Linked DNA regions of Homo sapiens: region 1 is linked to region 2. Evidence: read pairs that join two places in POLR2A ChIA-PET (ENCODE). Cell type or tissue: Panc1. All regions are shown on one strand. Each heading gives the region's core, and the rest is flanking DNA. Links, peaks and the distances in the headings are about the cores only.

What was found. Peaks named below come from ENCODE experiments on the same cell type or tissue, not always from the same donor. Only the 100,000 strongest peaks of a DNase experiment are listed, where the experiment ranks them.
Region 1: POLR2A ChIA-PET joins it to region 2 with 34 read pairs; 2 of 35 experiments call an interaction of 5 or more read pairs at or near these places.

Annotation. Positions count from the first base shown.
Region 1 is chr6:2,106,634-2,116,186 of GRCh38, reverse strand. GMDS (GDP-mannose 4,6-dehydratase) reads left to right here. Exons shown (of 11, transcript NM_001500.4): 4 at 307-416. Among named protein-coding and RNA genes, the nearest start is that of GMDS, 130 kb to the left of the region's middle. In Panc1, for the core only: no CTCF peak of the experiment used is centred there; a DNase peak (open chromatin) is centred at 4,796.
Region 2 is chr6:2,372,862-2,382,414 of GRCh38, reverse strand. All of the region lies in intron 4 of GMDS-DT (GMDS divergent transcript), which reads right to left. Among named protein-coding and RNA genes, the nearest start is that of GMDS-DT, 130 kb to the right of the region's middle. In Panc1, for the core only: no CTCF peak of the experiment used is centred there; a DNase peak (open chromatin) is centred at 5,224.

The sequences.
Region 1 (9,553 bases), core at 874-8,873, 270 kb after region 2:
ATCTTACAACCACCTGGAGCCCTAAGATATGTTATTGTATAACATGTTCGTGATACTGTGCTTTAAAAAACATTTTTCTGAGTTTACCACCAAAATCTTTTACAGACATAGGCATTATGTAGCTATCTTTCTATTATTTAGGTAAAGGTGACAGTTATATTCTGCTACTCCAGAACCATCAGTACAGCATTTCCATTTTGACCCTGGTTTTCAGACTTTCCAAATATGCATTTCAATTTTGATGTTTTTAAAAATTGAGCTTATGTTGCTTTTCTCTATCTAATGGGATGTTTTTGTATCCTGAAGACATGAAGTTGCACTATGGCGATCTCACTGACAGTACCTGCCTTGTGAAGATCATTAATGAAGTAAAGCCCACAGAGATCTACAACCTTGGAGCCCAGAGCCACGTCAAAGTAAGCATTTTCATTGGGATTTCTCTGGCCGTGTTTCTGTGGCGTTCTGTATTTTACTTGTGTCTGCTGCTTCTCAGTGTAGTAATATAATCACTGGTCTTAGTCTTCAAGTTGAATTGTCAGTGTTAGTTTAAGTATTAATCCTAATTGAAGTACTCATAGATTTTTTAAAAGTCTCTTGTCTGTTATTAAACAATATAATAAAACCTTACCACTAATATTGGAATAGCAGTATTTGTTTATTTTGGGTTGTTCCCTGTAGCCATGAGGCCCATGGATGTGTTTTCTGCCATTTCAAATAACAGATTGTGAATTAAATGTTTTGTTAAAATGTTGGAAGATGTAACTAAGTAAAACCTTTATGTTAATATCAATTTTTGGTAGCGGCTAAATTACTGGCTGAGAGAATATTTTTGAGTCCCAATAATATGTTAAAATTAGCTGAATTAACTTTTTAATTGTGAATGGTAAAAATCATTGGAAGAAAGCTTTTTAGTCTCCCTCCTCCTCAGTGTGATATAGCCAGTGTGGATTTTCCCCTCTATTCGCATTCTGGAAGGAATCACGGTAAACATCACAGGCCCATCCTTAGGGTTCTAGTGGTCTGCTTAATTCAAGTTTTTGTTGCCGTGTCCTCCTGCTCACATGAATAAGTGAAATCTGAAGCCATGAATGATAGGAGTTCTATTTAGATACTTGTTCAGACAGGATGGTTAGTGGACCTGAGAAATAAAAGCAAGTAACTCTTAAGTTATAAAAGCCCCTCAAAAGTCCAGAAAATGTATGAGGTTTTTTTTTGTTTGTTTGTTTGTTTGTTTGTTTTGCTATTTAATGAACAAGTACAGGAGTCTTATTTCAGAAAGTTTTTCTTAGGTGATTGGCTATTTTTCTGTATCCCCATGTTTGCATAGAATGGAAGCTAAATGCCTATTCTATATACCTCTGCTTGTTTAAGGAAGAAATCATGAACTAGATAAAATGAAACCAAGTGGAGAACATGGTGAGAGAAACATAGCAATAAACTCAATCTTATAACTGATTGCCAGTCTTCATTATATGTATTTCTTTCAAATGTTAACCTTGAAGGATGGCTACATATCGATGAATGATGATACCTCATATCTGCCTGTGCTGTCTATGAAGAAACATTTTTCTTTTCTTAATCTGTGATGATTCTGTTCTATATCCAGACTTTCACCAAAGTCTGTGAAAGGTATCAGGGTCTTTAGGTTACAGCTTAGCTATTTTTCTAAATGATTCTCCATGTGTTTTTTCATTTTGGAAAGTCTCTTATGCATACTGTGTGCTTGAGAAATTACATCCCTTCTTTCCTATAGAGAAGCGGTGACTTTTTATCATTCCAGGAATGAAGACTTTATTTTTCCCTAATTGAGGTAGTCAGTCTATCTTCCACATTATAAGTCATCTGGCTGCTTCTTGACCTTCCTGACCAGCCATGAGAGTATCTTCCAGACAAAACAGAATGTTTTGGAATGAACATTCTGTTATTCAGTTTCCTTTAGATTAAGAAGTTTCCTTTGTAATCATAGATAGTTTATCACCTCTAGGAGCTGAAAATTGTAATGAAAGATGCAGAAAATTTTTATAAAGGTTTATTTATAGAAGACCTTCCCCTTGTCATTTAGTATTAAATGGGCTGATTCTTTCCTTTCCCCAAAACATATTTATAGTTCAGAAATATGTTATAGTTGGTTTTCTTAGTTGTAGTGATCATGATAGTGTTTTGTTATCGTTCTGGTGTGGTTGTACTGTAAGTAATAGAAATCATAGGCTATTGAGTTGGTTCCCTCTACATTGCTACACATGTGAAGTTTATCTTTTTTTATGGTATTTTGGCTGCTTTTCTTAATGGTTAGTTAATGGGCGGAAATGGCACTCTTCAGTGAGAATTTTGGTTTGTAAGGTCATTTAATCTTCCAACAAATATTTGTTGAGTGCATACCTCATGCAAGGTGTCATGCATGGTACAGTACGAAAAGCTGTGTCAGATACACCTCTGCTGTGGGGGTTTCAACTCTAGGAGGGGTGATTGGCACAAGTGTCTGACTCTTTAGAGGAGGGTAAGAGAGAACTTCCGTCTGGGGGTAGATGGATAGTGCGAGGCGGAACCGACACTGGCTCTGGTGTTGAGGTATAGAGAGGACAGTTACAGAGTTACAGACGTAGCGGGAAACTAATAGTTGAAACGGGGGTAATAATATGAGGCAAAGAGAAGTGGGAAAACTTGGTACATGTTTGCAGCATCATGAGCATTCGAGATGAGCTGAGCAGAACCAGTATGAGGAGAAGTGTGAGGTAAGGTCAGGTAGGAAGCTGGGCTGTGCCTGGGCAGCTACCCATGTTTTGAACGGGGGAAGATATATTCAGTGATGACTTCTAGAGGTAAGAGTCTAGAGGTAGGGCTTAAGAAGAGCTAGGAAGTTGCTGGATGAGGATGGTGTCACTAGAAATGGGGGTGGGAGTGAGGAATGAAACAGGATGCCAGGTGGGGCTGATTTCTCTATGCACTGATGTGGTCACTAGAGAAGAGGGAAACCCAGGGCTCCAGTGCCCAGGGGACCAGAAGGTCAATAGAACCAGTACTAGAAACCGACATTCAAGGAGGAACTTTTGGAGTGGGGTTGGAGAAATAAGTTCCCTTTTGGAAACATTTTACTGGCGTTACTTGAAGGACATTCAAGGGAAGCAGGCTATAAGGTAGCTTCAAATATGCTGTGAGTTTTGAGAGAGATCTAGGGTACAGAGCTGTATATTCAGCTCTTGAGGTCTTAAAGATGCCAAGTAGTAACTGGAGAAAGACGGGTAGAGGACTGAAGATTGAATCTTGGAAACAGGTTGATAGTGAGAGGGTGGGATGAGGACAAGTAGGGCTGATGACTGAAGTGGAGGAGGCAGAGGGTGGGATTGTGCCATGGCAGTCAAGAAATTGGGTCATTGCAAGCAAGAGGGGATGAGGCTAGGAGAATGAGGACCAGGAAAAGTCACCGGCCTTGCCAGTTAGGCCAGCGAGGATTTGTGACGTTTTAAAGAAACATTTTAGTGATGTGACAGAAGAACTTGGCCAGCGTGCAAGGGGTTTAGAAGTTGAGAGGTTATAAGGGAAATGCAAATTGAATGCATTTTTTTCCAGAAATTTTTATGTAGAGGGACAAGAGAGAATATGATGGGTAAAGCTTGTAGCATCATTTGTGGGTTGCCAGGCCTCTCTTCAGAATCCTTGATTCTTTAGGTCTAGGGTGGGGTCTTCGAACTTGCATTTTTAGGGTGTGTCCAGATGATGCTGTCCCTGGTCTGGGAACCGCACTTTGAGAACCCTTGTTCTAGTGTTTCAGGTTTCTTGGTTTATCCAAATAGAATATGTTCCTTAAATGCTTTCTTCTTAGACCTTTGCCTTTAATATATAGGTTTTTGAGTTTGATGTAAAATAATCCTATTACTTACTAGTTAATGACTTAATGAGCTTTTAAAGCCCAAAACTACGTCTGCAGTCAGGAGTTATAAGAATGGAAAGCGAATATGATATATGTTTGTATCAAAGTTCTTGATATTCAGAAACCTCTTTTTCTGAATTGTACATAGTCTGAGATAATAAATACTTCTCAAGTACTTAGTATGAACAGCTCCTCTTAGAATGTCCTTCGAAATCCCTGTTCCATACCACTGTTTATGCTGTGATCTGTGGACAGGCTTCGTCATGGCCAGAGCGGGCGTGGGGAAGGGGCCTGGGATGATGGCGCCATGTGATCACAGACTGCTCATCTGTCAGGTTGCTGGCAGCATGCTGCTGTGTTCCCTCACCTCTCCAGGGCTCTCCATGGTGGGTTGCAATTGTTTGTTTGTTTTCTAGTAGCTTGTTAGGGAAGGAATTAGGATGAAAAAATACATATTTTGTTTCTTATAGTTAATTTCTCTATATTAATCAGCTTTGTAGAATTTATTGTATTCATAGATATATTTAGACAAAAAAAGTTACTTCTGACAGTGTAATGTTTGCCATAAGATTAATTAAATTTCTTGTTATTTGGTTTGGTGTCCTTTTGAAAAAAGGTCCTAATATTAGCACACATTTGCATTTAATTTTGCACCCGTGACTTCTAGACTGGGTGTTGTTTGTGTTGGCTTCTGTTTGTATGGAATAAAGTCTCCTACCGCTCTCACTTCCAGTTAACTTGATGTGGGCTAGGGTATGCTAAAAGTAAGGAAAATAAAATAATAGGAAGTTGCTCTGGTTTCCTGTAGGAAACCAGCGAAGATGAAATTGGTTCTTGGAATAAACCCACAGAAGTCTGGGAAATACTGACTGAAGACATTTTTCTGAATCATAAACAGAAAAATTATGACTCATGAAGTAGGTCATTGAAAGGCTGGTTTGATCTTATGTGGGAGAAAGTGAGAGATGACTGAAATGTACTAGTTATTAAAAGAAGTTAAACCTAGCATGATGACATCATCCAAGTAGGAACAAATTATCCAATGCGTAGTCCTGCCCATTTGATGGAGAAAATGTTTTAGGAAACTGCTTTTTTTGTTGTGGTTGTGCGGTTGGTTGGTTTGTGTATTTTTTGCTGTGTAAGTAATAGTGTTGCTTAATTGTTTAACTTTAATTGCTGTCCGGATTTTCGATTCGTCCCCCATGTCTTGGAGCTTCTTTAATAATCTTAATGTCATTTTCAAAGTAGTGGTGTTGGTGAGATCTTTCTACAGTGAACCTAGTGCAGTATTTCTTTCCTTTGCCTCACAATGCCATGTTGGAATTGCCTTGATTTTTCTCAAAGAAACAACAGTTATTCCATTGTGGAATGTGTCTTTAGTGGAGACAGAAAGTCACTTAGTCTTTTTTTTAGTTTTGAAAAGGATTTTCAAATTCTTTCTCAGCGTTACAAACCATGAGTGTGTCTTTCTTTCACTTTCTCTTACTCAGATTGAATAACCCATACTTTCTACTCCTTTTCTAACCCTTTAAATATCTGTATTACTTTCCTTTTCAAGTCTCTGTGTAAGTTATTTGTTTAATTTTGTTTCAGGACTGCTAGGAGGCATGAGTGCCTGGGAGGTACACTGGGTCATGACCATGTGGCAGGAGCTGAGATTTCCTCACAGAGTTGTGCGGGACAAGTTAGCAGATTCTGACTGTGGAAGCCCCAGGGGGTTGAGTCTGAACACTCCTCCACGTGGGACTTCAAGCTTGGGATGCCAGTCAGGAGGCAGAGTTGACTGTGAGTCAAGGGGCCAGTGCGTTAGTGACCTGGCACGAAGTTAGAATCTAGGAGGGATGAGACAGAAAAGCTAGTTAAAGGAATGGAGGTGGGAATAAAAATAGCCATAGGAATTAAATCTGTGGCCCCTGGGAAAGGGCCCAAGAAACTGAATTACCTAAGCTAAAGAACTGTCATCTCCAGTGACATTTTCCTGGTGGTTCTGAGAGTTGAAATCCGTACCTTAATAGCTGACCCCCATATTCGTCCCCAGGAAGCCTGAACCTCTTGGGGCTGTTCTAATTGAGGGAGGGGGGTGGGTGAACAAATACATTGGGAGAATTGCATTATGGGGGGGAAGGGCGGTTGGTGAAAGGTGGGAGTCTATAGTTGAACATCTGGTTAGTGCCTGGCTAACCCAATTATAGAACAAAACAAAATTGCAACAGCGTGGCCCTTTACCGTGTAATTACAGTAAGGATAGGGGGTAGCCTATTAAAAACCCAGAGCAAACAGCAGAGAGGGACTGTTCTTCTGTGTTCTTGCTCATTCATTTATTTATTTTGGACCCTGGGGAGCCTGACAGGGAGGTGTGAGTAGAGCAGGAAAGTAAGGAGCAGGCAGGGAGCGTAGCTATTGCTGTTAGAAGGAAAGAGAAGCTGTTAGAACATCCTGAAATGTGGATGAGGGCCTGGCCTGTGGCCCATACAATTGCATGTTAGCATTCAGTAAGTTAACATGTGTGAATACAGCCATCGGCCCTTTACAGGCCCTGTGCCCAGAGGATGCAGCGGGGAGACATTATGTCCACTACTGGAACAGACGACTGCCATGGGGCAGAAGAGAGGAATGTTCTCACAAGAAACTATGGTCCAGGCAAGGTTATCAAATCAGGGGTGCATATCACGGTTCCTGGGACACACTCTAAAACTTCATATCCAGGTCCACACCAGACCCTGGGTCTTGGACTTTTCTGTGGCTTAAAATCCTGGTCACGTCACATGCTCACTACATGACCCTAAGAGGGCACTTAGCCTTTTTATGCTTCTGTTTTTCTCATCCATGCAGCAAGCACCTGCCTTAGGCTGTGTTTCCTTAAGATGTGATTCTACCTGTGGGCCTATGTATGTGGACTTGACTGTAACTCTTTTTCCCTAGATATCTACTTGTCTCATTCCCTTAACTACACTCGAACTTAAGCATCAGCTTCTCCGTGAGGCCCCCTGACCATCCTGTCTCCAATAATATCTCTCCTGGGATTGGACCCTCACCACCCCAAGTCCTGATGAAGGAGGCAAGCAGTGAATGCAGTGGGCATGGGGGAAAGGAAATATGCATTGGCCGCTGTGTGTCCTCCTTCACTTCAGTCCCAGTGTGCTGCCTGCTCACAGTTCAGTCTAACTTGAGGCAAATTATCTAGAGAAATGGATGGGCTCAGGTTACATAGTCAACATATCCGTCTTTGCTGTTTCTGCCTGGGACTGAGGCCTGTCATTTGCCTTAGCTGCTGTTCGAAATGATTGCAAGAATGTCTTCCTCATTCAAATAACTGTATTTCCTGCCACCAAAATGTTAACTTGTTATGATGTATTCTAAAGGAAAAAGTGATGTTTTGGATCCTTTGTTTTTTAATAAATGGGCTCTAGAATTCTAAAGTGGCAAAGATTTTGGCACAGAGCCAGCTCAAGCACTTATTTCACAGGTGCCCACCTGGACGTGCGGTTCATAAGCAGCCACACGCTACCTAGTCTCCAGCCCAGATATGATGCCACTCAGTCTTCCTGTCACACTACTAAGCTGAGAATACCGAGGTGGGCAGTATCGTTGAACTGTGAGGGGAAGATACCGCAGGACTCTGATACTTTATATCGGACCTCTTGTCATTCCCACTGTTTACTACGGTGAAATGAAGTTTTGGTGCATTTGAGTTTGAGTTTAAAACATTGTTCTTTCCTTGCTGGAGGGAACTGGTTTTAATTAATACCATATGAAAGAGTATTTGAATAGCTAGAAGATCCCCAAATTCAACAATGCCAGGTGCAATGTTAGCACATCAGTGATACTAACATAAAATTAATATATATAATATATACAGACAACAGAAATCCACGGTACTAACTCATCAGGAATGATAATCATCTTTTTGGTTAGGGTAGTACAATTTAATTCAATATAAAATTTAAAATTTTGAATATCTACACCATGGTGGTTTGTAAGTTAGCTTCCCTAAAAGCTATGGGAGGCAAATAATATTTGCTACAATTTCTTAATGAAGACGTTGTTAGAATGAGCAGCTTGTTCCTATTCATACAATTATTTTTAAATGAAATTGTCAAGTCAGTTATATAAGTATAATGTGAATTAACCTATTTTCTAAGATCTAAAAATAAATATTTCTGCTTTAGCACTGAAAATACATTTTTGTCCATATATTAGTATACACAAACTGTAACTTCATATTGGGTCTCTGAAGATAACTTATTTTGCTTAGTATATTTATGAATCGATATAGTTTATTATGATGTTATATGAGTTTTAAAACTCATTGTTTTCTTGTCTTATGTAATTTTTAGATGTGCTCAGAGCAACATAAATCACTCTAGTTTGTTAGCAAATTATGAATGTTCAAATAATAAAGATTCCTTATGAGCAGAATGCTTTACTTGTTAAAGAGCAGTGAGTACTTTGAAAGCCTGAGGATTAATAAGGTATGTTTGCATTTAGACCTAATATCCCTGCATACTATAGTGCCTTTTGTGTCTAGAAGAATTAGCTCTCTTACAGGTACAGTGAGTAGGTGCTTGGAGCAAAGACTGGATACTTTTAATCTCTGTGAATAGGTGATGTGGATGGAACAAACCTCTACGGTCAAGTAATGTTACGGTTTTGTTTGTTTTTGTTCTACAAGCTCCCATTTCTTTCTGATCAGTCCTGTTGTCCCTTCACCTGTGTGGACACAGCCCCCGTGATAACTTAATACAGTTTGTAACCACTTTTATTTGTTACAGCGCAAAATTGCAATACGAAACCTTTTTCATTTTATAATTTCATGTTTAGGTTTATAATGAATAAACACCACGATTGTAAATATGACTAGTTTATTCCCATGGTTCTTAGGAAGAAGTTGAGCATGTTTGACTTTGTATTCATCAGGGTAGGCAGGAGTGTATGCTGTTGGTGGGTGCCTGTGTGTCATCTGGCTCAGATTCTTCTTGGAAGCCTGTTGTAGATTTGAGCAATTGAATTCAAATCTAAAACCACTTAAAAAGTCCTTTATAGTCCATTAAGAATTTATATGAGAGAGAACACTCTATGAAAGTTCTCCTCTCCCTGTTCAAACAGATTGTTCTGTTTTATTAGAGCTAGGTGGTATTGTAATTTTGATAACAGCTAATAATGTTTGGAATTTTGCTCATAATTAATTAGTGGACCACACAAAGCTATGCTTGTTGGGTTTTTCACCCTTAATGTGTTTATAAATAGTGGCTTGTTTACTAAATAAAATCCAGAGTAGCATTATTTTAGTATTGCAACATTATTTTATATATATTAAGCTAAAATTAATACAAATAGCTAAATGAACATATTTACCACAATATTAATTTCTAGATGCTATTTATAAAAATGGTGGGTAAAGAGTAAGTTAGTAAATACACTGTGAGTAAAACTTTTCCTTTTTTTTTTCTTTTTTTGAGACAGAGTCTCGCTCTGTCGCCCAGGCTGGAGTGCAGTGGCACCATATTGGCTCACTGCAATCTCTGTCTCCTGAGTTGAAGCAATTCTCCTGCCTCAGCCTCCCGAGTAGCTGTGATTACAGGTGCCCACCACCACGCTCAGCTAATTTTTGTATTTTTAGTAGAGACAGGGTTTCACCATGTTGGCCAGGCCGGTCTCCATCTCCTGACCTCAGGTGATCCACCT
Region 2 (9,553 bases), core at 711-8,710:
CCTCCTAGGCCATTCAATCTATCTTCATTTCTCTGGCAGTTGACATTTGCCTGCAACAAGGCATTCCTAAAATGATACGATCCAAGAATGTCTTTTATTTACGTTATGATATTCAACACAGACCTCGTTTCTTAATTCACATAAGTAAAGACACCGTAAACGTCTCATTTTAGCATAAAGCAATATTCTGTGCCCTGATCAAAGACAGTAACTGTTGGGTTCCTTTTGCCTGGTTCATTTCAATGCAATGTATTCCTTCAGAGACTAAGTCGTTTCATTTCTAAAAGAAATAATACTAAGATAAGAGCAGGCAGTGAGCCTATGGCTTCCACCAGGAACTGGCTGTCAAAGGTAGAATAAACATCTAATGATTAAATGTTCCTTCTGAAAGGATCAGTAACAATTAGGTAGTGACCACTTTATTTGTGTAATTGAGTTACTTTCCTTTGTGACGCACTTTATTTTATTTTTATTTTTTTTTTTTTTGAGACAGGGTTTCACTCTGTCTCCCAAGCTGGAGTGCACTGGCACAATCGCAGCTCACTGCAACCCCTGCCTCCTGGGTTCAAGCAATTCTCGTGCCTCAGCCTCCAGAGTAGCTGAGACTAAAGGCGTGTGCCACCACGCCTGGCTAATTTTTGTATTTTTAGTAGAGATGGGGGGTCTCACCATGTTGGCCAGGCTAGTCTCGAACTCCTGACCTCAAGTCATTCACCCACCTCGGCCTCCCAAAGTGCTGGGATTACAGGCGTGGGTCACCGCACCCAGACTCCTTTGTGACACTTTAATTTGGTTTTGGAAACTGCAGAATATCTGAATTCTTTATTTGAAAACATTTTAAATCTACTTTTCCTTCAATTTGGGGAAACTTTTCCTACCCAAATTAGATAGGCATATCTATTTATGCATAATTCCTAGATATTGCAGATGCTGAAAAAATTTAGTGAAATTAGGAGCTTTTTTAGCTCAAAGTGAAATATTGTCATGATATTAGTTCCCCTGCCCACTCACGTCCCTTACTTTCCATAGTCCTTATTTTCCAAATCAGAAAACAATGTGTCTGTCACACACTAATGTTTTATCAGGAGAGCCGGTCACCACTTTTCTGGCTGTGTTTTTGTTTTGTTTTTGAGACGGAGTCTCACTCTGTTGCCAGGCTGGAGTGCAATGGCACGATCTTGGCTCACTGCAGCCTCTGCCTCCTGAGTTCAAGCTATTCTCCTGCCTCACCCTCCCGAGTAGCTGTGATTACAGGCCGGCGCCACCACATCCAGCTAATTTTTGTATTTTTAGTAGAGACGGGGTTTCACCATGTTGGCTAGGATGGTCTCGATCTCTTGACCTCATGATCTGCCCGCCTCGGCCTCCCAAAGTGCTGGGATTACAGGCGTGAGCCACGGCACCCGGCCTGGCTGTGTTTTTGTGTGTGTGTGTCAGAACCTCATTCGCTCCATCAGCTATGTCCCTAACTTAATTGATTCCTTAACATGTCTCAACCATTCACGCTGGCATATACCTGCGTGTGTGATGTATGGATCCCAATGCATTTTTGCCATGTAGACAAAAATTGGGGTCTTATCTATTTGATGTGCTTGTGCTGAAGGTTCACTGGCCACAAGCTGGGCCACATTGCTCAGTTTTTCCACTGACTAAAGCTATCGGGAAGGCCATTCACACTGGTTCTGTTTGAAGCGTGGAACAAGATACTATAATTTCAGTTCAACCGAGCATGGCCAGAGTAGATGTACATTCCTCAGAGTGCAGGAAGGGCATCCAGCCAGGGGTACATGCAGAGTGGGGGCTCTGTCTAACTTGCCTGGCCACCTCACTGGGCCTCGCCCTCCCACCTTTTAGTTAGTAGTGAGCTCTTGCTTGATTGAGCCTGCTACCTTACTCCAGTGCAGCCCATTGAGAAGCAGGAGGGGCAGATGTGCTGGGTCGCTCCATCATTTAGTCTTTTATTCAAGGAGTACTATTGAAGGCCTACCATGTGCCAGCCACAGTAGGCTCCAGGGACCCCACAGTGAGCAAAACAGACTTGGACCCAGCCTCAGTGACTCCTGCAGTTTAATAGGGAAGATGGACACTAAAAAGCATCAGGATCCATGCCTTGATAAAGCAGTGTGGTTCTAAGCACACAGCACTGAGAGACTAGTGATTCTGCAGTTCTTCCGTGGTGCTAAATTCTCAAGTCCTCCTGACCCCTGAGATGCAAAATAATCTATTTTTTTCTGCAATACTGGATAAATCATGAAGAACTTCAGCAGGAGTGAAGCCCACTTGTGATGGGGCTGTCTTTTCCAGTATCTAGGGCTCTAGGTATAAATTCTAGTCTTGTTTAGCATTCTGTCCTTCTACGGACTTGATGAGTAATACTGCTTTACATGTCTGCAGTGAGTTCTAGTCTCAAAATCAAGCCCATCTACTGAGGCAATCGCTTGACACCTTTCTCTTTATTTTTTTGGAAATGAGCAGGATACTAACTAACCAACTAAGTAATTATCCATTTGTTCTTCACAGCCGTCCTGCAAGGTAGACAAGGCCTGGACTGTTTTCTAGATAAGGAAATGGAAGTTTCAAGGATAGGCAACTCGCTCAAATCTATACAGCGGGGAAGCTGGGGCCTAGGTCTCCACTCAATCAATCCTTCTCTGCTTGAATCACATGTCGGATTTTATTAGAGTGACTGCATGTTTGTAAAACTTGGTCATTTTTCTGCCCTTGTTTTTAATGAGGTTGAACAAGAAAAGACCAAAGGACAAATTAAAGCATAAGCATTTAAATATAAATTTATTTTTTTACATCACCTGAGAAAAAGAGGAAAGAAACATCCTGTTCCCTCCATGGACAGAAACATAGCCTCTTTATAGCTAAAACACTATGAGTTCCTGTCAGTTCATTTCCCCCTGCGACTCATAATGACTTATTTCGAAGCTACTTTATGTTGTTGTTGTTACAGGCAGGACCGTGAGACGTGTACTTGAGTCACCGTGACATCTTCCTGTCTCGTTTTCGTTTGTTTCAGTTTGGTTTTGCCTTGTTTTTTTTTTTTTTTTTTTTTTTGCAAGTTCTATCGCAAACACATATACTGAGGCAGAAAGTTAAATTAAGATCTAATGCAGTTATCTCAAAATTAAGGAACCAGTCAAAGCAGTAATCTTTAATGTGAGTACAGTAAAGTCAGCAAACAAATAAAATGGGCCAAAAGCCCCCTGCCAGCCCCTTGCACCCATTAGGTTCTATTTATGTGCCTCATGCCCTGTAGAAGACAGTGCTGGCATTGAGCAAATGTCTAGGAAAAGCTGTTAAGTCTCACAGATGTACAAATTATGTTAGCTGATTTCCCAATGCTTCTTTAACACACTATAAATAAACTATCCTAACTGGTTTTTGTAAATAACTTTGCGATAGGTCACTTGTGAAATGAATTCACTACTTGTCCTATCTCAGAAGGTGACTGGGAAATTAAATAAAATGATATATTTATGTTTACCATGTATTTGTTTTTATTTATCATCCTAGTCATTACTATTATCAACTTAATATAACAGGTCAGATAACTTCTCTAATGATATTTTTAGCACTGATCAATTAAAATACTTTATATGGGCTTTTGTATTTATGCTTTGGTGATACCAACCCTTTATAGGTTGGCAAAACTGTATGGCTTATTAGATTGTTGGTTAGTTTGCACATGTTTACAAAAATCCGCTAAGACTCAGGAATGCCCTTTTATTCTTTTTTCATAACTCTGCCCATTTTTTTCAGTACCTCTACAAACGCACAAACCTTATTAAGGTATATCTTCTCCAAGTTCCCTAGCAGAGAGTAGGTGCTCCATAAACACTGCAAGAAGAGGGGGACAATCTTACCTAAGTATCCCATACCTCTACCGTTGTGAAGAAAAAATGTAAGTGAAACCAGTTGCCTCACAGGTGTGAAGAATTCCCTAGGGTCACATGCATTTAAAAGAGGCCTTCCTCTTGAGGGCACTGTGTAACACCCACAGGGACAATTCTAACATGGAATCATCAAGACCAGCCCTAGAAATAATGGATCAGAAGTCAAGTCTGGGAAACACTGCATATGCCAACCTTCTCCAAGTCACAATAAAGGCTCTGAGAAGTCCCACAGAAACAAACCTGTTTAACAGTCCTTAAAAACTGAGTTGACTTTAGAACTTTCTCTCCTTCCTCTTTCCTCTCTCCCTCCTTTCCTCCCTTCCCTCTTTCCTTCCTTCTTTCCTTCTTTTCCTCCTTCCCTGATTCTTTCCTTCCTCCCTTTTTCCCTCTGTCTCCTACTTTCTTTCTATTTTCAGGGCACCTTAAAGACTAGTTGAGGAACACTATTATGGTAATTCTAAACTAACAAACACGACTTGTCAAATGGAGAAGGGAGACATTTTTATACTGTACAGCCTTCCTAGCACCTCTCAGAAATTCCCATGCAGGTGTGAAGCAGGACAGTACTCAGCTCATGGGGTGTGAGGGCTGTTAGTGCATGCACAATGCCGAGAGGGCACCACACACAGAGGAAGTGCTCCATAAATATGTGCTATCACCATCATCATCATTATTAATTATGGTATCCACCAGGGATTGGTCCCAGGGCCCCCCTTGGCTACCAAAATGCATGGATGCTCATGTCCTTGATATAAAATGGTATTTGCATATAACCTACACACATCCTCCTGTATACTTCAAATCATCTCAAGTCCTTATAACACCTAATATAATGTAAATGCTATATGAGTGGTTTTATAGTGCATTCTTTTAATTTGTGTTGTTTTTATTGTTGTGTTGTTATTTTTTATTGTTTTTTTTTCTGAATATTTGTCATCCATGGTTAGTTGAATTCATGGATACACAGAGCAACTGGACTAAAGTTAACCTTGGACTAGTCCTGAGTGAACCTCTGAAATGTTAACTGGAGTATATGTTCAGAACACGCTTCTTGGTGGCAAATATTTTTGAATCAACAAATGAACCAGCTTCTCCTGGGGCAGGCTATTTTTAACATGTTTTAAAATGACCTCTCACTGTTCCGTGGGTGGGTGGGCAGCTGTTTGCAATTACAGCCATCTATGTGGTCCACAGGTATGCCAGCGCTGGGGAATCTGGCTTTTTGTGAAATGTTTTTAAGTAACTTGCTGCCACACTGCACTCAGCAGCCAAACCACACCAAATGGAAATGTACTAAAAGAGATGGGCCGAGCAAAGCGCTCCCTGAAAAACAGACAAGTGACTCATGCTCATAAAATATCACTACCATGGTGACTCTTCAAACACGCTGCCCCGTCCTCGGAGGGGCGCGCATGGCATTTCTGCCAACCGTTTATTGGCCTATTGTTGAGAATGATGGTTTTTTCACAGTGGCTTCTTACTTCTTTATTGGCAAGGCCAGAAGACACGTTGGTGCTGAAGACAGGCCTTCTCAGCTCCGGGAGGAAGAAAACCTCCTTCCCGGACTGCTGCAAACTTCTAAACAAAAGCCTGCAGCCAATTGCACTGTAGCAACCACCAGCAAGGGTGTGAGTGGGTTTTTTGTTGGTGGTGTTCTGAGGCATTGAAATGAAGCAAATAGTCACATGAAGGATTTCTGGAAAATACACGCTCTTTTCATCCTTTCAAAAGCTGTCAAGCCTTAGAATACGGAAATGGCAGTTTGGAAAGCTCCTTATTTGGAAAGAGTTAACCCCACGTCCCTCCAGGCTACCTGCTCCCATCAGGGTTCTTCAGCTGCTCACCCCTGACTGGCTGTGCCTGCTTTTCCCCATCCGGCTGTGAGTGGGCACACACGTGTGGTGTGTGTGTGCACATGTGTACATGTGTGGTGGATACATGTGGTATGGTGTGTGTGTACGTGTTAGTTGTGTATATGGGGGGGTTGTGTGTGCAGTCTGTTGTGGAGTGTGTGGGATGTCAGCGTGTGTTGGGTGTGTGTGCTGAGTGTGTGTATATTTGTATATGTGTGTGTAATGCATTGGGTTGGTGTGTGTGTTGGGTATATTTGGAGGTTTGTGTGTGGTGTGTAGAGGGTGTGTGGTGTGTATATGTGCTGGGTGTGTGTGTGTTGGGTGTGGGTATGTGTGTTTATATGTGTATGTGTGTTTGGTGTGTTGAGTTTGTGTGTGGTGTGGTGCATGTGTTGGGGATATAGTGGAGGTTTAGAGTTTGTGGGGAGGGGTTGAGTGTGTGTGGTGTGTGGAGTCTGTGTGGTGTCAATGTGTTTTGGATGTGTACATATGTGTATGTGTGTGTGGTGTGTTGGATTTGGATGTGCTGTGTGTGTGTTGGGTGTAGGGGAGGTTGTATATGTGTTATGTGTATAACAAGGGACAAATGCTCTTAGCACAAACAGGAAAGATTTCTACCCCACAAAAAAATTCATTTTTATGCCACGTCCTGTGGTCATTGCCAGAGCCAAAGCTTCATACTTATTCCACGATGCAGGAGACACTCTCCACCTGCCCTGATGACACCTGGGGCGTCATACGGCCTACAAATCAACGAGAAGTTGCCAACTGGTTTTTCTGCATTTTATATTATGCTATAGTGGTGGCGGCCAAATATTCGAATAGACTATCTTCATTTTGTTTTACTACCTCTTTCTAACTCGTCCATAATCATCACATTGGAACAAAGGAGGAAGTCAAGAAGAAAGGACAAGTAGGAACATAAGAGAGAAGACGGAAAGGGGAACAGAGAAACAGAGAGACGGCACACCGGGAGACGTTCAGCAGGGCTGCTCAGCGTGGCCTGCACGCGCCCTGGAGGAGGAACGCCCTCGCACCTCCCGGAAACCCAGAACAATTGCCCGAGTGTATCTGAGGATCCATGAATTAACGGTCCCAGAACTGTCATCACCCTCTCACTAACACGCTCTCACCTGTGACATGTTGGCTGGCCCGGGTTTGCAGGTTCAAAGCCGGCTTTGTATACCCACTCCCTCACCATTCCCTTGTGAAATGTGTTCAATTTTCCCCACACGCACACTTCTACGTAATTGTTGCATGTTCTTGTGCTTAATGAGAATAGCATAATACTCAGGTAAAGAAGCCCCAGGTGTTCTGGAACAGTGGTGTTTCAGACAAGAGCTTTGAGGGGGGAGGAGGCACAAACATGGATGTCATCCTTTAGACACTGCACTCAAATTCACAACCTTCCTTCAATCTCAATTGTCCTTGAGATCAAATCAAATTATTACTATTGTTAAACAGGTGACTAGCTTAAATGGCAGCAGCAAGCAGTGCGAGGAGGGCTTGCAGTTGTGCTGATTTCCCCCATAAAATGCTGTACTAAATAAACTTTCAACCTCCATTTCCATCTGTCTAGGGATTTTCAACAAATTCAATAGATTCATTCACAGAATGCTACAGCCAGAAGGGACTTTAGTGATCATCTGGTGCAAATACCTCAGGCCCAAATGTATAAAATGACTTGTCCAGAGGACCTTAGCAGGTTGCATGGAACCAGGCCAGGAATTGAAATCATGCTCTCTGCACCCAGTTTCCACAGGCTCCCATCAAGGATACCAGCGCACACAGGACAGAGAGCCAGCTGGTTCAGGACTGTCTTACCATGGGGACATGGGGAGCCATGCTTTAACACAGACTTCATTAAATTAGGTAATTTCACGTGAACTGGTTTGCAAACACCCACCTCCCAGCACTTTCTTGTGCCAGCTCCAGGAAAGAGACTGTGCTTGGTTTGTCATGAGCAAGGATGCACACAGCCATTAAGCAGGTTTAACCCAACAGACCTCACTCTTAATACATTCCTTCTAAAATAAACCCTTTGCAGAATAAGATATTCTTTCCATACTCCACTGAGGGCATTTGTATCTAATTGGTCTAGATGAGGAAAGAGGAGAAAGTATCATTAAAGAATATTCTGAGACTTGAAATTAGGTATTTTTTTAACTCCTGTGAAATATATATGTATGACTTTGTCTCACCATAAAAAGAAATATGAGAGCTAAGTTTCCTTCTTTGGGGAAAAGGAGAAATAGGCCAATATATTACAAGCTCAGAGCATGAAAGAGTTTGGCAAATACAGACTGGTCTGTCTGCTTTTACTTTTGAGACTGTGTAGGAACAAGGTGGGTAGGAAAGCGAAACTTCTTCTCCTGTACTAAGAAAACATGGAATTTAATGTCAATAAATGTCCAGCAACGAACTATCCCAGAGATGCTATCTCGACATTCTAACATGGAACCCAGGCCAAAAACATAAATAGCTGAAAGTCAGAGTGTGCAAATCACTCAGATGTATGCGGCCAATGTATCCATAGACATCTTCATTTTTCCATTCCTCAAAAGTTTTAAGAATGTACCTGGGCACATGCTCTGTATCCTGCCTGGAAGTTTCCTCCTATCCTCTTGGCTTATCTAACTCCTACACATACGCAAAGTCTCAGCTCAAACATGATTTCTTCCCAGGTGCTTCTTCTGTTCCCGACTTCCCCTATTGTGGGATCCCATGATGTCTGCCGCATCTCACCTCACTTAAGTAAAGCCATCCATCCTGCTAAGCTTATGTGAGGGGAGTAAGTGTGTTTTTCCATTCACAACTGTCCCCCAGCAATTATTCCCTTTTGTCTTAATCTGCTTTGTGCAGCTACAACAAAATACCTGAGACTAGATAATTTATGAAGAACAGAAATTTATTTGTCACAGTTCCAGAGGCTGGGAAGTCCAAGATCCAGGTGCCAGCATGTGGTGAGGGCCTACCTGCTGCATCTTCACATAGCTGAAGGCAGAAGGAACAAAAAGACACAGACTCCCTCCATCAAGCCCTTTTACAAGGGTGCCTAATCCCATTCATGAAAGAGGACCCTTCATGGCCTGATCACCTCTTAAATGTCCCACCTCTTTATACTATCACATTGGCAACACCTTTATTTTGGAGGGGACATTTTCACACCATAGCACCTCTAACTTTATGTCAGTGCTAAATACTTAGCATCTAGTAGTGTGAAGTGGTCTAAGTTGCTCCAGAAACATAATTTATAATCAGTAAATCGATCCTGAGTTATCTGAATGCCTACCCCATTACCAAGTACTGTCCCTTGATATAATCAATGCTTGCTTCTGCATTGGGCTTTATGAGGGTATTAGTGTCAAAAAGTACTACCTTAATTGCAATGAGCTAATAAAAGAATAGAGCTTATCCTGTCAATCAGGGGTCAGTAAGCTTTTTCTGTAAAGGGCCAGATAGTAAATACTTTAGACTTTGCAGGCTTTTTGGCTTTTGTCACATTTACCTGATGGCTGATGTGGTGTGAAAGCAGCCATAGACTAAATATGAATAAGTAGACATGGCTGTCTTCTGATAAAGCTTTATTTACAAAAACCGGTAGTAGGCTGAGTTTGGCCCACAAGCTACAGCTTGCCCACCCTGGACCTAATGATACCTCGAGCCAGCCGCTGGCCAGATGACCTATCAGAGGGTTACAGGAAAGCTTGCTGGTGGTTTGAATAGAGAGAAATGGCAGAATAATAGCATCATTTTGCAGAAGATATTAAAATGGTCATCTTGAATTAAAAATAGAAA